Regions from separate parts of the Mus musculus genome. Here regions 1 and 3 are each linked to region 2. The links are chromatin contacts, found by Hi-C or POLR2A ChIA-PET in ENCODE. All regions are on one chromosome and are shown on one strand. The core of a region is the stretch at or near the end of the contact, and the rest is flanking DNA. Distances in the headings are between cores, read along the strand shown. Region 1 overlaps App (amyloid beta (A4) precursor protein). Region 2 overlaps App (amyloid beta (A4) precursor protein). Region 3 holds the start of App (amyloid beta (A4) precursor protein).

Region 1 (4,127 bases), core at 183-2,682, 41 kb before region 2:
CAAGGCTGACCTCTCTTTTGGCATTTCTAGTCACCGGCTAGACACATAGAGACGTCATGGTGTCCAACCAGCTTTTCAAATCCCATGTACGCAAAGAAAAATGGCCCATTTCTCACTGGGTCAAATATCTTATGGGGAGAAAGAAGAGAATGGGAAAAAAATGTCACAGCACTTAACAAGTCAACTGCAAAGAAATGAGGCCATACCCCTTGAAACTGGCTCAGCTTTTAACTGGGCATCAGAGCACTATGGTCAGCTATCAGCACTCACTCTCTTAAAGCACTCGCTCTCAGCAGCACACCTAGGGATGAGCAACACAGGAGATAATAGAATTAAAAAGGAAGCAGATTAAAACATGACCCATCAAGGTCTTTTAGAAATTACCTATATCCTTTCCAGCCGTGTTTCCACAAACATGATCTTTTCAAAGGGGGTGAGCCCCTAGATAAATTCGTACCCTCCTCCTGTCACCATGCCAGTCCAGTCTTCGAAAGTGCCACTCAGATTTGTAAACAAGGCTTAGTTTCATTATTGCAAATCAATTTTCTGGAGCTTACTGCTCCTCAGAGAGCTGAAATAATTGAATTCCTGGACTTGTACGGAGAAAGGTTTGGGCAAGAAAGAATTATATGGAGGATTCAAAAGGTAGATCTCTAACTATGCTTTGGCAGCAAATTCCCCTGGAGGGTTCTGATCCACTTCTCTAATGCAGACTTTTATGATGAACTACACCGGCTGATGCAAATAAAATGGAAGTCAGATGGGGACACTCTGCTAACAGAACATAAAGGCAGCAGTTAAGCTTTTACAGCTGATAAGCAATGGCTTTAAAGTATAAGGAAGACATAGAATGTTAATATGTGACTAGGACTTCTCTCTGCCCACAAGCACCAGAAATATCTATAGAGAATTAAATATATATGCACAATTTGAGACTTTTGGTTGGCTTCATGCTCATAACCTAAGTAAGTATTTTCAAGGAGACAAAAGTCTAGGGTCACATAGCTAAATGAGAACAAGGCTCTTCCTCAACCTACTAATCTCCTATCACCAAACAGTCGATGGTAGATGTAAATAAATGGAGATTTCTGCTCCCTTCGCCAGATTTTCTGCTTGGTTGAATTTGATAATGAAAACGTCTGTTCCTTTCAGAGGGAGCACAAGTGTCATTCAGTTTTCACTCACCAGGCAGGGAATGAATGCGTTTGATTGGCTGTAGAATCATTTGAATATGCAAAATCATTTAAATAAGCATCCTTACAAGCTGAGGCACTTCCATCCATCCATGGATGCAGCAGTTTAGAGTTCTCTCCCTCAGTAAATCGAGGCATCAAATGAAGGTGTACTCATGCTTCAAACATCGTTAGACTCCACCCACCCTCCCCCTTTGCACATGGCTCAGTCACGCCTTCCTTTCCAGGCTGGGTACTCAACCAGAAAACAGCGATCAGTGCCAAAGCCCATTCCATTACCCCGAAGTCTTCCAGGTCAACGATCCAGAGTCACATGAAAAGACTAACTTGAGTTTACCTCTCCGGGGAGCAGATATTTTGAAGAGCAAGCATTCTGGGCAAGCAGAGACTAAGCTTTTAAATGCACTTAAATCATTTCTCAAAAATAGAAGATACAAGCAGAGTTTTTGGAGAACTTACATCTCTCATTTTATATTAAACAATCAGAAGGAGGACCTATGTGACTAAGGCTTGAAATAATTAAAGGGGATACCCCCTTTCAGATGGTATGATTTCTGCCTTTCTTGTTGACGAACATGCATTCAAGCAAAGTTATCATTCAGATCTGAGTTGTTTTACCCCAGGAATGTGGTGTAGGAAAAACACTGAGGCAAACTGACAATACGTAGCAGAATCTTCTGGAAGAAGTGTGAGTGAGGCAGCCCTTCCAACAGCATCCACTTTAGCAGACTATAGGAGTTCTCTGGTCTAAGCTTAAAGTTGTATGAAGTGTGCCCTTGAGGTCATTCATCAGAAAGGAAAATAAAGAAAATAAAGGCAAAGCCACTCCTTCCTCTTGACCTCAGTGGATGCCACATGACATCTGCACGATCAGCTCGTCTGGGGTTCTATTCAAGCTATATGGCTATCTCCAAGCCTAGACACAGTAGCCCATCTCTCCGAGAAAATAGAGCTGACATTCGAAAAGCCACGTAGAGTACAAAGGACATCTTTGATAACCAGTCCCATCTCAACAGAATATTCAACTACAACAATAAATAATAGGTCTTATCTGTATTTTCCTGAATTTTAAGCATTTGCCATTTTTTTGATTCATTAGGCAACTCTAGTTAGCATTCCCTCAGCAAGCGGCCTCTGCATTTGCTTGCAGATGATTTAACTTTCGTCTTTTCAGCTCTAATTTTAAATTTCTCTCTCTCTCTCTCTCTCTCTCTCTCTCTCTCTCTCTCTCTCTCTCTCTCTCTCTGTGTGTGTGTGTGTGTGTGTGTGTGTGAGAGAGAGAGAGAGAGAGAGAGAGAGAGAGAGAGAGAGAGAGAGAGAGAGAGAATTCAAGCAAGTATATGTAGAGGTCAAAGGACAACTCTCAAAGGTCATTTCTCTCCAAGATGTGGGCCCTGAACTCAGCTTTCCCATCCTATGCACAAACATCTCTATCCACTGAGCCATATCCTTGGTCCCTAGCTTTAGGACAGTCCTAAATTCTCCTCATAAAATAACATCATTCTAAACTAGAGACCACATCTATATTTTTAACCAATACTTTGCAACCAATCTTATATTTATACCGAAGTATTCCAAAATGCTTTTTAGAAGTCAAAATTTAAGAATGTGTTAATTACACAGTACCACTTTAAAATATATTAAAAATCAGGCCATGAATGCTTGCCAGGTATTGGCAGCAGGACTCCTAGTTCACATGGACTTAATTAGTTCTTAAGCAAGGAACCAAGAGTCCTGGAGACTTTGATAAAAGAAAGGAACAGGCGTAGGGGGTGTACATGCACAAACACCCTCCCTTCTTGCTTTCTCCAGCCCTTCTCAATCTCTCATAACTACCCCTTCTCTCTCTCTCTCGTGAGTATGTACCACACACATGCACACACACATATACATTCATGCATGTGCACAGATATACCTATCTGCATAGTTTTCAGAAGGCTGAGAATAACTATACTCCTCTCTTATGACAAATTGTAATCATTGCAAATGGTATTTAGCAATAAATTAAGTGATAAAAATAGCATACTGTTTAAGCACGGTTTAATCTAAAAATCTCAAATTTATCATCTATTAGTAGTGTTTCATTTGGCAGTGCTGGAGCTCGAACCCAGGACCTCACTCACGGCAGGCAAATGCTCGACCACTGCCCAGCATTTCTTCATAAGGAACTGGCATCTACCGGTATCTCCTGAAATGTCCAAGAAAGCTATGTGCCAGTACTCCAGAGGTCACACCAAATCTGAGACTCTTCCTAGAGAAGAAACCTTGCCTTGGGCATGATAACTCAGGACGGCTATTAGGGAAACCACAGCATGGATGGAATTTTCTGGCAAGCATGTGAGTTATACAAAATGAACGACCAGGGAGAAAGGCTGTAGAAAAACACCAGTAGTTAGGATTTCTGAAGTCTACAAAAAGAGCCTGTGATGGAAAACAATGAAGGAATGCACAGAAGGAACAGCAAGGCAAAGACTACAATCAAGAGAATCTGTGCTCAGAGCATCAGTGATTCCACAGATAAACGGAGCTGGAGACATGGACTCCTGATGCTGCCTGACTGCAAAAGAGTCGAAGGCTAACAGGCCCTCCTATGACCTCTAACCACCAGATCAGGAGGCAGAACTGTGAAGGACAGACAGCAAAGATGTCTGCTCAAGAAATGCATGCGATCAGCACACTGACACGAAGCCAAGAGTTCTCTGAAGAACAAAGAAAGCCCGAGAAGCCTACACAGTAGTGATAACGGAAATCAAACGGGCCGTGGGGCAAAGGTCTTCATCAAGTCAAAAGGGAGACAGAAGACTAAAGAACATCTCGAGGAAAATATATGCACGCAGGCCTGCAAGGCCTGCTCAAGGCCTAGCTCGTGAGCTTAAAGTGTTTGCCATGCAAGCCTGGCGACTCGATTCTCACCAAGAAACCTAGGTAATAAAC
Region 2 (4,339 bases), core at 1,616-4,115:
ACTAGTTAAGACTTGGTTCTACCCCTTTGTGTCTGGGTCGCCATGATGTATTGTGTCAACACGTCTATAGCACCAGATCCAAGACCCAACATAAACCTTACCCTCCTTTGAAGTTGATTCTTGAAGGTAATTTGTCAAAAACAATTGAAACTCTGGAGGCAAGCCATTTTTTTTAGGAGACTATAATGAAAATAAGAGTAGTTAATATGAAAAAACAAGCCACTTCAAAAGAGACTGATTGCATAGGACGTATATGAGGTTAGCATTTTCCCCCAAAGTCAAGCCTTCTAAGATAAAACCTATATGAACCCCACCCCTGTTTAAGACACTTGCTGCTGGGGAACCTCAATTTCTGCCGCACCTAGCCTATAAATAGGACTCAAGGGACAGTGACGGAGGCTGAGCTAGGCTTCCTTATAGAGCTAGCTGTGAAATGCTTGTTGGTCTTTTGTCTTCACTGATCTTTGTTTTGCTGAGAGAGGCTGAGAACTTTTGCTGGTGTTCCTGTTGGCCTTGGTCCCTCCTGCTGACTCAAGTGGAGGTGGAGGCCTGGCTGTCTCTGATAGGTAGTGCCACCACTGCTGATTCGTGCTTGCTATACCGACTTTGCCAAACTATACTGCTGGTGTATCCGTGAAGTGTTTGTGAGTGAGTCAAGCTGCCCTGTTAACCTGTAAACTGAACTGCTGATTGCTAGACAACACAAAAGGGACTTGTTCCAAAGAACCATTTCTAAACAGATGTACTTCCCCCGTATCCCTTTCCACTATATCTGGTGGGTAGAGGGCTAAAAGGGAGGTTAAAGCATTTAAGAACCATCATTAAAAGTAAGCCTGGGGGGGGGGGAGGGGGAGAATGAGTGTCACAACTAAAAGTCAAAATATTACAACAGACCTCGCTTATAAATAGACTTTTGCTTGAAAATAAACAACAATGAAGACTTGTGTTGGGCAAATTTACCTTCAGGTTTGCTTCCCATCTTTTCTATCAGACCTTGGGCCTCACTATACACAGTAAATACCTTCCCTTGGCAAGTGAAAATCTCAACTACTAGCCGCATTGAATAGCAGCCTTCTAAGCCAGAAGTGCCGTAAACGTCCAGTATGTGATGCATGACAGGACTTAGGACCAGCGATAGTGTATGGACCATATGATGCTGGTTCTTACACACAGATCTGGGGATGAAAAACCTAAGTAGAAGCAGTCTTGTTCTAAGCATCAGCACTGAAGCCTATAGGGAGATGTCAATCAACTGCTACCAAGTTCTAGCTCTGACTAATTACATAGCCCTCCTCTGATTCTTTCTCTTTGAGACTTCTGCAAAGACACGATTTAGCCACCTGATGGTTTTTCAGCTGTATATATTTTATTTTGGCCAATACATACTTACAAGGAAATATTTCAAATGTGGATACAATGTTTATCAAGTAGACTATATCTCTACTCACACTTTACCTAGAGCTATATGAATAGGAAATCCTGTACTACTTGTGGTCAGTTGTGTACAGATTTCATCAGCAAACACGTCACTATGGCCACGGTTCCCAAGGTGAAAGCAATATATGCTCAAATGGGTGTGGCATACCCAGTGAGGGTTCTTGCCACACATTATTCTGAGAAGCGCATGTACACATTCATGTAAAGATACCAAGAGACCAGTGACCAACTCAGACAGGACTGAAGTGAATCTGGGTTTTCACTTAAGCAACAATCTGTGGCCTTAGGACGTCACCTTTCTATGTGTACCAGAGTCACAGGGAATGCTTCAGGATGAGGACGTGAAACATTTTTTTTTTACATGAGCAGAACAAATATTTACATTTTATCCCTTGGTTTAATTCTTTCCAAAGCTTCATAACATTGGCTCATCGGCTGTTCCCCTGCGTTTATAACTCTCATGGTATTGTATTTTTACCACAGGGGCACTGGGTGTAGCAGAAACTGCCTTGTGGGCACAAGAAAGACTCAGAGCGAATACGGGAGTCCATGTGAAAATTGGTGATCACTTAAAAACAGCATTCCTGTCCATTGTTCCAGTCGCTTTCTGTTACCTTATCTCTCTTAGGGTAAGCCAAGATTATTTCTTCTCCGGGGTTGTAAAGAATACTCAAAGGTTTCTGTTTCCAGCTATGTGCTTGATAAGAACAGGGAGACTATCCTTCTCAAGTAACTTAGAGTCAGGCACTATCAAAGATGCCTCCCTTTTCATGGCCCCCAGCCATACCAAAACCAAAAAGCAAAACAAAAACCACTTTTTCAAATTGCCATTCCTTTGGCAACAAAGGCTCTCAGAAACACAGTGCTGGGGGGGGGGGGGGGTGGGGTGGGGGCTATAATTTTGAAAGGGATATAACAACACTCTATTTTGTGTTAGGGGGCAATTTGAAGTCAAAAGTGATAAGAGCAGTGAAGTCTTTACTGCCAGCTAGCATCCAGCTAAGCATTGTAAGTGCAGAGCGAAGGCTTGTGTTTAGTTTGTAAAGTACAAACAAGATAAACGCGACTCCACCTCCTGTGACAACTTCCTTGCTCTCTACAACATGCCTGCCTCCCTCCCACAATAAATACAAGAGCTAAAGAATGCCCGGCGTAAAAAAATAATAACATTAAAATCAAAATGCAAAGAACTTGTCGATATTAACAAAGCTGTGCAACGATATAAAATAAACCCCGACTTAGGGATATATAAGATTTTCGCAGTGGGAGCCAATGGAGAAAAGAAAGCACAGAATTCACTCTTAGGCCATTACCAATTGCAGCTGAACTTGGCCTGACCTCGGGCTCTTCCTAGAACATTCTAAAGGCAACAGCTCAAAACGCAAGGGGGATTTCTGAGCCAGGCAGCTCGGTTCACTTCCTGGTGCTCGAATAGCACATTCCTGAGAGGAGTAACATAGGCTTGTCCCACTGGGCTCCAGGATTGCACAAACACAGTGGCCAGCCATACTTCCTGAATGAAGCACCCAATCAGCTACTTTGTTTTGTTTTAGTTCTTGCAGCTGAGATGCCTTCAGCTGCACAAAGGGATTCTCAAGAGATTTCCACTCCTAACCTAACACTTGAAGTGAAAGAAAGGCTAGTGAACTAGTGAACAGAAAATACTTTCAGGATGATGCGGGAAACCAACCGCTGACAGATAAGCCAAACTCAAACTCGGTGCTGATGGCTACGGAGCCCTTGCCACTTCCAGTAGACAGGACAGAATTGTCTCGGTCGGTCGGAGGCGAAGTTTCAGGGAAGTTCTGGTTTGGTGACTTAGGATCATGTAAACATTTCCAAGGCAGTAAGCATAGCCACAGAAAAGGACTGTGGGGAGATCCAACCCAGTGGTACAGGCTCAGACAAGGCTCACCTCAGAACAGAAAGTGCTGAAAGAATAAAGAAAGGTAGGATGGTGGTGTCTCATTGGACACACCACAGGACGGGGGCACTTGTATGGATTAGGCACGGTGATGACTGCAGCAGCTAAGAAGCACAGGAGAGTGTGGGAAGGAGTCACGACATCTCAGGACGAGCAGCTAGGCAGCCTTGAGTATATACTAAATGAAGACACATGGAACTACTGCCCTAGCCAAAAACCAGAAGAGAAGGACGCTCATTGGTGTAAGAGGATGAGCCCGCCCCTTCTCAGCCCCTACAAAAGTGAATTGTATTGCAGGAGAAGGAACGTAAGAAAGGAAACTGGCAGACACAACTGCTCCTAGGTATAGTAGAGGAGAAAGTTTACTGTAAATATGAGGGAGAGCATAGCCAGAGATGGAAACATCTGGGACAGCCCAGAGTAAAGATGAGGCCGGCAGTGTGAGGAGAGCCATAAAGGGAGAGGGAAGATCAGGACAACAAAAGGACAGGAGGCCACAAAAGGACCATTGGATCATACAGAAAAGAGCCAGAGGAGAAGGGTAGCCCAGCCTTTGGACTGGAGAGTTCAGGGGGAGGGGTATGCCAGCCATATCCTATGACAGGCGGGGGGTGGGGGGGAGGAGGAGAAGGAACTCCACTGTCACCATGTACGCCCTGTTCTCCAGGGATGTTCTGACAGATCTATAGAGGCTAAGTCCTGAAATGGAGATGGAGATGTGATATGGGGCTCAAGCTACATCGTTCTCTGGAGTATAAGAGGTGATAGGAAGATTTAAGTCCTACTACACAATCTATCCAGAGAGTGTTCACACACACACACACACACACACACACACACACACACACACACACACCACACTGATACTGATACAGCCACTTTTGTTTGAATAAACCAATCAAAATGCACATAGCTGTGATTTTTAAAATGATGGCACCATGTATTACGATGGCTCCTTCTTTCCTGGGGCTATTCTCT
Region 3 (3,928 bases), core at 642-3,141, 40 kb after region 2:
GTTCAATGACCTTGTAAATTAAGAGCTAAAAAAAATTAAATAAATAAAAACTCATACTAGTGTGATAGCCTAGCCAATCCCCACAAAATTGCAGGAAAACACTCGCCCGGAAATTGCTTTTTGGGAAAATTCCTATGAGGTAGAGGGGAAAGAGGAGGACGACGAGGAAGGGCTATTAGCAAATGCTTAGATGGTGAAGAGGGTACAAATGAAGAGAAATAAAACCAGCTGCCACGCAAACAACTTCCAGGCATCTCTGGATAAAAAGGAAAACAAGCCTTGTGCTGCATGCTGGAGAGTTGGATGAATGGGGAAGACTTGTTATACACCTAGTGGTGGGTGGATTTCACAGGCTGCAGCCTCCACACAGCTTTTCTTTGCTGCACTGCAGAGGCGCCATCTTCTCCGTCTTAATCTTCACCCTATTCAATCCTTTTATCTGCACCCCTTTTTTTTTTTTTTTAAAAAAAAAAGGAACCCTGAGGACCCTCCCCAGCATCCTGTGTCCCCCCCAGGGTGACTAAGCTAGAGTTCCCAAATCTGCCCCATAGGAGGCCGCACCTTAATCAGACAAACGCCTCCTTTGATGCCCTGGAGCCTCAGCCTCCCCACCACCAGGCACTGCCCTTCCCAGACGCACGCCTCACTCCCGGCTCGCTCTCTCTCTCTCTCTCTCTCTCTCTCTCTCTCTCTCTCTCTCTCTCTCTCTCTCTCTCTCTCTCAGGACTTTGCAGTCCCTCACAGGATTGCCAGTAGGTGGTGGTGATGCGGGGGTGGGAGACCGCGGGGCCCTAGCAGCACCTCTAGGCCCTCGGGGGCAGACGCGCAGCTCGGGGAAAGGAACGGCGGTGGCGCACCAACTACCAGGGCTCCGCCACCGCGCCCTGGACGGCGAGGGCGGGGTGTCGCGGCTTTTGTTCCCGGGGACCTTCTCAGACTCAGGGAGAAACTGGAGGTGCACTGAAGAGTCCTGGACGTCCAGGTTGAGGGACGGTGCCGGGTGGCCGCACTTTCCGATCCCTCCCATCACTTGGAACTTACACAAAAGGGAGACACGAAAATGCACAAAGTTTGCAAAAGGAAGGCGGCGGTGCGCGACCCCGCACCGACTCGGGAGAGGGTCGCTGCGCAGGCAGCCGCCGCCCGCGGCCGCCAGGAGCAAAGCCCAGCTTCGCAGTCAAGACAGGCGGGGGTGGGAAGGGAGTGTGAGCCAGGCGCTCCCCAGCATCCAGAGCTGCCCCCATTCCAACCCAGGACCCCAAGGAAGGGGAAGGGCGGCGATTTCCTCGCAGGGCACTGAATCCTGAGACGCTACGCTTTCGGTTTTCCACACGTGTCCCTTCCCCCTCGAACTGGGTGTCTCTCGCATCCCGGAGTCCAGCTCTCAACGCAGGGAGGAGTCAGGGTCTGCGTTCAGGCTCGTCCCCTCGCCTTCCAGCCCTAGGCTGGCACGGATATGGGGACCCCAGCGCCCTAACCCATTCCCTCTTCATCGCTCGGGCAGCGCGTCCCCGGGCAGGGTTGGGCCAGAGCCGCCGAAGCGCAGGGCGCCCGCAGGCGGGGGCGGCGAGGAGCGGTCTACCCGTGACAGCCCCCCACGTCTCGAGATTCAAGCTCCTCGGTGGGGAGGATCGCGTCCTCCCGGCGCCCGCCTCCCCAGTCTCGTTCCCAAGGCGCGGCACCCACCTCCAGAGCCCGAACCGTCCAGGCGGCCAGCAGGAGCAGTGCCAAGCTGGGCAGCATCGTGATCCTGCGTGGGCCACCGAGTGCTCCGTGTGCGAGTGGAAGATCCGCCGCGCCCTGGCTGTGTCCGCGCCGCCGCCGCCGTCTCCGGTGGCCCCGCGCTCGCTCTGCTCCCGGTGCTCTCGCCTCCCGCCGCCGAGGAAACTGACAGAGCTGGAGCGAGGCGGCGGGGCTCGCAGCCGGCAGAGTCAGCTGATCCCGCCCACCCGGCTCGCCACCCGACAGAGACCCCTAGCGGAGCCTCGGGGAGCTGCGCCCGAGCGCAGCGGGAGGCGACCCAGAGCCCACAGGTGCGGCGTCTTGGGCTAAGGGGAGCCGCGCTCCCGATGGGGTCTGGGAACCAAGTTGGGGAGTGATCTGGGTCAGGGAGAGGACCCCGCAATCGGGAGAAGGTGAACCGTAGGACGTTAAGGTTCCAGGGAAGTCGGGAGCGCTCTCGGCTCGTCCCCGCGCGAGCTTGAGTCACCCGACCCCGCAGGCCTCTCCCAAATGTGGTTGAGGAGCTAAGGCTGCGATGCGTGCATTTTTATCCGCAGTTCGTTCTCTCTATTTGGAGAGGTGGAGCGAGGCCGAGAACATTAGCAAAAGAAACAGGATTTTTTTTTTTTCTATTTTCTTTTTCTTTTGGTAGGAGGTCACCCTTCACGCCACTGCAATCTGGAATTTTTGTCTTTAGAATGTACCAGAGAAGGGCACAGGATGCAGAATGACCCATTTTTCTCCGTGTTTGGAGATGGGAAGTGGGTTTTTAAATGTATTATCATTGCATATTTGCTTGACGTGGATAATTTCAGAGAAGGGGACCGGCATCTGGGATTGAAGGAGGCAGGGAGGTAAAAATCTAAGATGGGGAAGAGATCAAAGTTAGGCCAGAAAAGATACCGAGTGATGGCTCTTTTTCCTCCACCTCCATCACCCAGGACTTCTTCCTGGAACTCTGCTCTCGATTTTTTTTTTTTTTTTTTTTTTTGGATCTGCCCTTATCCAGTGAAATGAACCTCCGTAAAACCATTTTCTCCTAGATTAAACACAAACTTCCCAGTGTTAAAATTACATTAGACCCATCCAGACATGCTCCCACTACCACCACCCTCCCGACCTAATGTGGCTTCAGACGCCAAGCTTTTGGCTCTCCCTAGGCTAGTGGAAGGAGATGAAGGTAATACCAAATGCATTCCTGGCTTCTGAGGCCACAGCCTTTTCCTTTACCTGATGTGTTTGCTGCTTAATTTTTTAATAACTTGACATGAGCTCTGGTCATCTGGGAAGGGGGAACCTAAATTGAGAGACATGCCTCCATTAGACTGACATGCAGGCAAACCTGTGGGGCATATTCTTTCTTATTAGTTGATGTGGGAGACCAGCCCTGAGCAGGTGGTCCTGGCTTGTGTAAGGAAGCAGGCTGAAGAAGCCAGGAGGGAAAAAAACAACAAGCAGTTTCTGCCACTGCCCAGTTCCTGCTTCAGGTTCCTGCCCTGTGTTCCTGCTCTGAGTTCCCTTCGCGTTAGACTGTGATCAGAACGCGTGAGGCTAATAAGCCCTGTCCTCGAGTTGCTTAGGATCGTGATTTTTTTATAACTCTGCAATAGAAAGCAACCTAGAAGGCCCGCTCTTTCTTTCCCACAGCAAGGAATCCAATCCCCTGTAAGTGTGGTGGGAGGATAGGTCTCCACCTCTTCCTTTCTGAGAAGTCAGCACTCATCTATCAACATGCCTACATACCACCTGCCCAACTCTACAGATACCTTTTTGTATTTGTCCTGAATGTCTGTCCTCTGAAGGTCCTCAACAAATAACAACAAATATTTGCTAAGTAACGTTTGCTTTGATTACATATGGCATTCATTTCCTACAGAAGCCAAGGAAAGGATAGGGAGGTAGCTCAGTCAATAAAGTACTTACTATCTAAACACGAGGACCTGAGTTCCACCCCTGGAAGCCACATAAAAATGTCAGCCATGCTAGCACCTGCTTAGGAGGGAGAGAGAGACAGACAGACTCTTGGGTAAGGTAAGCCAGGAAAGAGATCCTATCTCCAAAAAAAAAAAAAAAAAAGTGGAAAGCTTCAGCATCCAGAGCATCACCTAAGGATGACTTACAACAAGCATGCACATGCGCGCGCACACACACACATAGGCATGTACATACATGCACACATACACATATACACATACACACACAGACA

The links. A loop is a pair of places that touch in the nucleus more often than their neighbours do. ChIA-PET counts read pairs that join two places held with the same protein, here RNA polymerase II (POLR2A).
Region 1: a map of adrenal gland shows a loop between it and region 2 (2.0-fold over the local background). The contact joins two enhancer-like sites. A Hi-C loop is called at or near these places in 2 of 37 maps with a recorded cell type or tissue (adrenal gland and heart). POLR2A ChIA-PET finds 5 or more read pairs at or near these places in 1 of 5 experiments (Patski).
Region 3: a map of heart shows a loop between it and region 2 (6-fold over the local background). The contact joins the promoter of App here to the enhancer-like site in region 2. A Hi-C loop is called at or near these places in 12 of 37 maps with a recorded cell type or tissue (adrenal gland, gastrocnemius, heart and 1 more). POLR2A ChIA-PET finds 5 or more read pairs at or near these places in 1 of 5 experiments (Patski).

What each region holds. Positions count from the first base shown.
Region 1 is chr16:85,091,574-85,095,700 of GRCm38, forward strand. The region is part of intron 3 of App (amyloid beta (A4) precursor protein); the gene reads right to left. Among named protein-coding and RNA genes, the nearest start is that of App, 80 kb to the right of the region's middle. Within about 2 kb of position 1,433, at least 1 of the 3 ENCODE cell types and tissues checked has a DNase peak (open chromatin) inside an H3K27ac peak, as active enhancers do.
Region 2 is chr16:85,130,780-85,135,118 of GRCm38, forward strand. All of the region lies in intron 1 of App (amyloid beta (A4) precursor protein), which reads right to left. Among named protein-coding and RNA genes, the nearest start is that of App, 41 kb to the right of the region's middle. Within about 2 kb of position 2,866, at least 2 of the 3 ENCODE cell types and tissues checked have a DNase peak (open chromatin) inside an H3K27ac peak, as active enhancers do; they include gastrocnemius and heart, where a contact is called at or near this core.
Region 3 is chr16:85,171,816-85,175,743 of GRCm38, forward strand. App (amyloid beta (A4) precursor protein) reads right to left here and starts at 1,892. Exons shown (of 18, transcript NM_001198823.1): 1 at 1,687-1,892. The coding sequence starts at 1,743.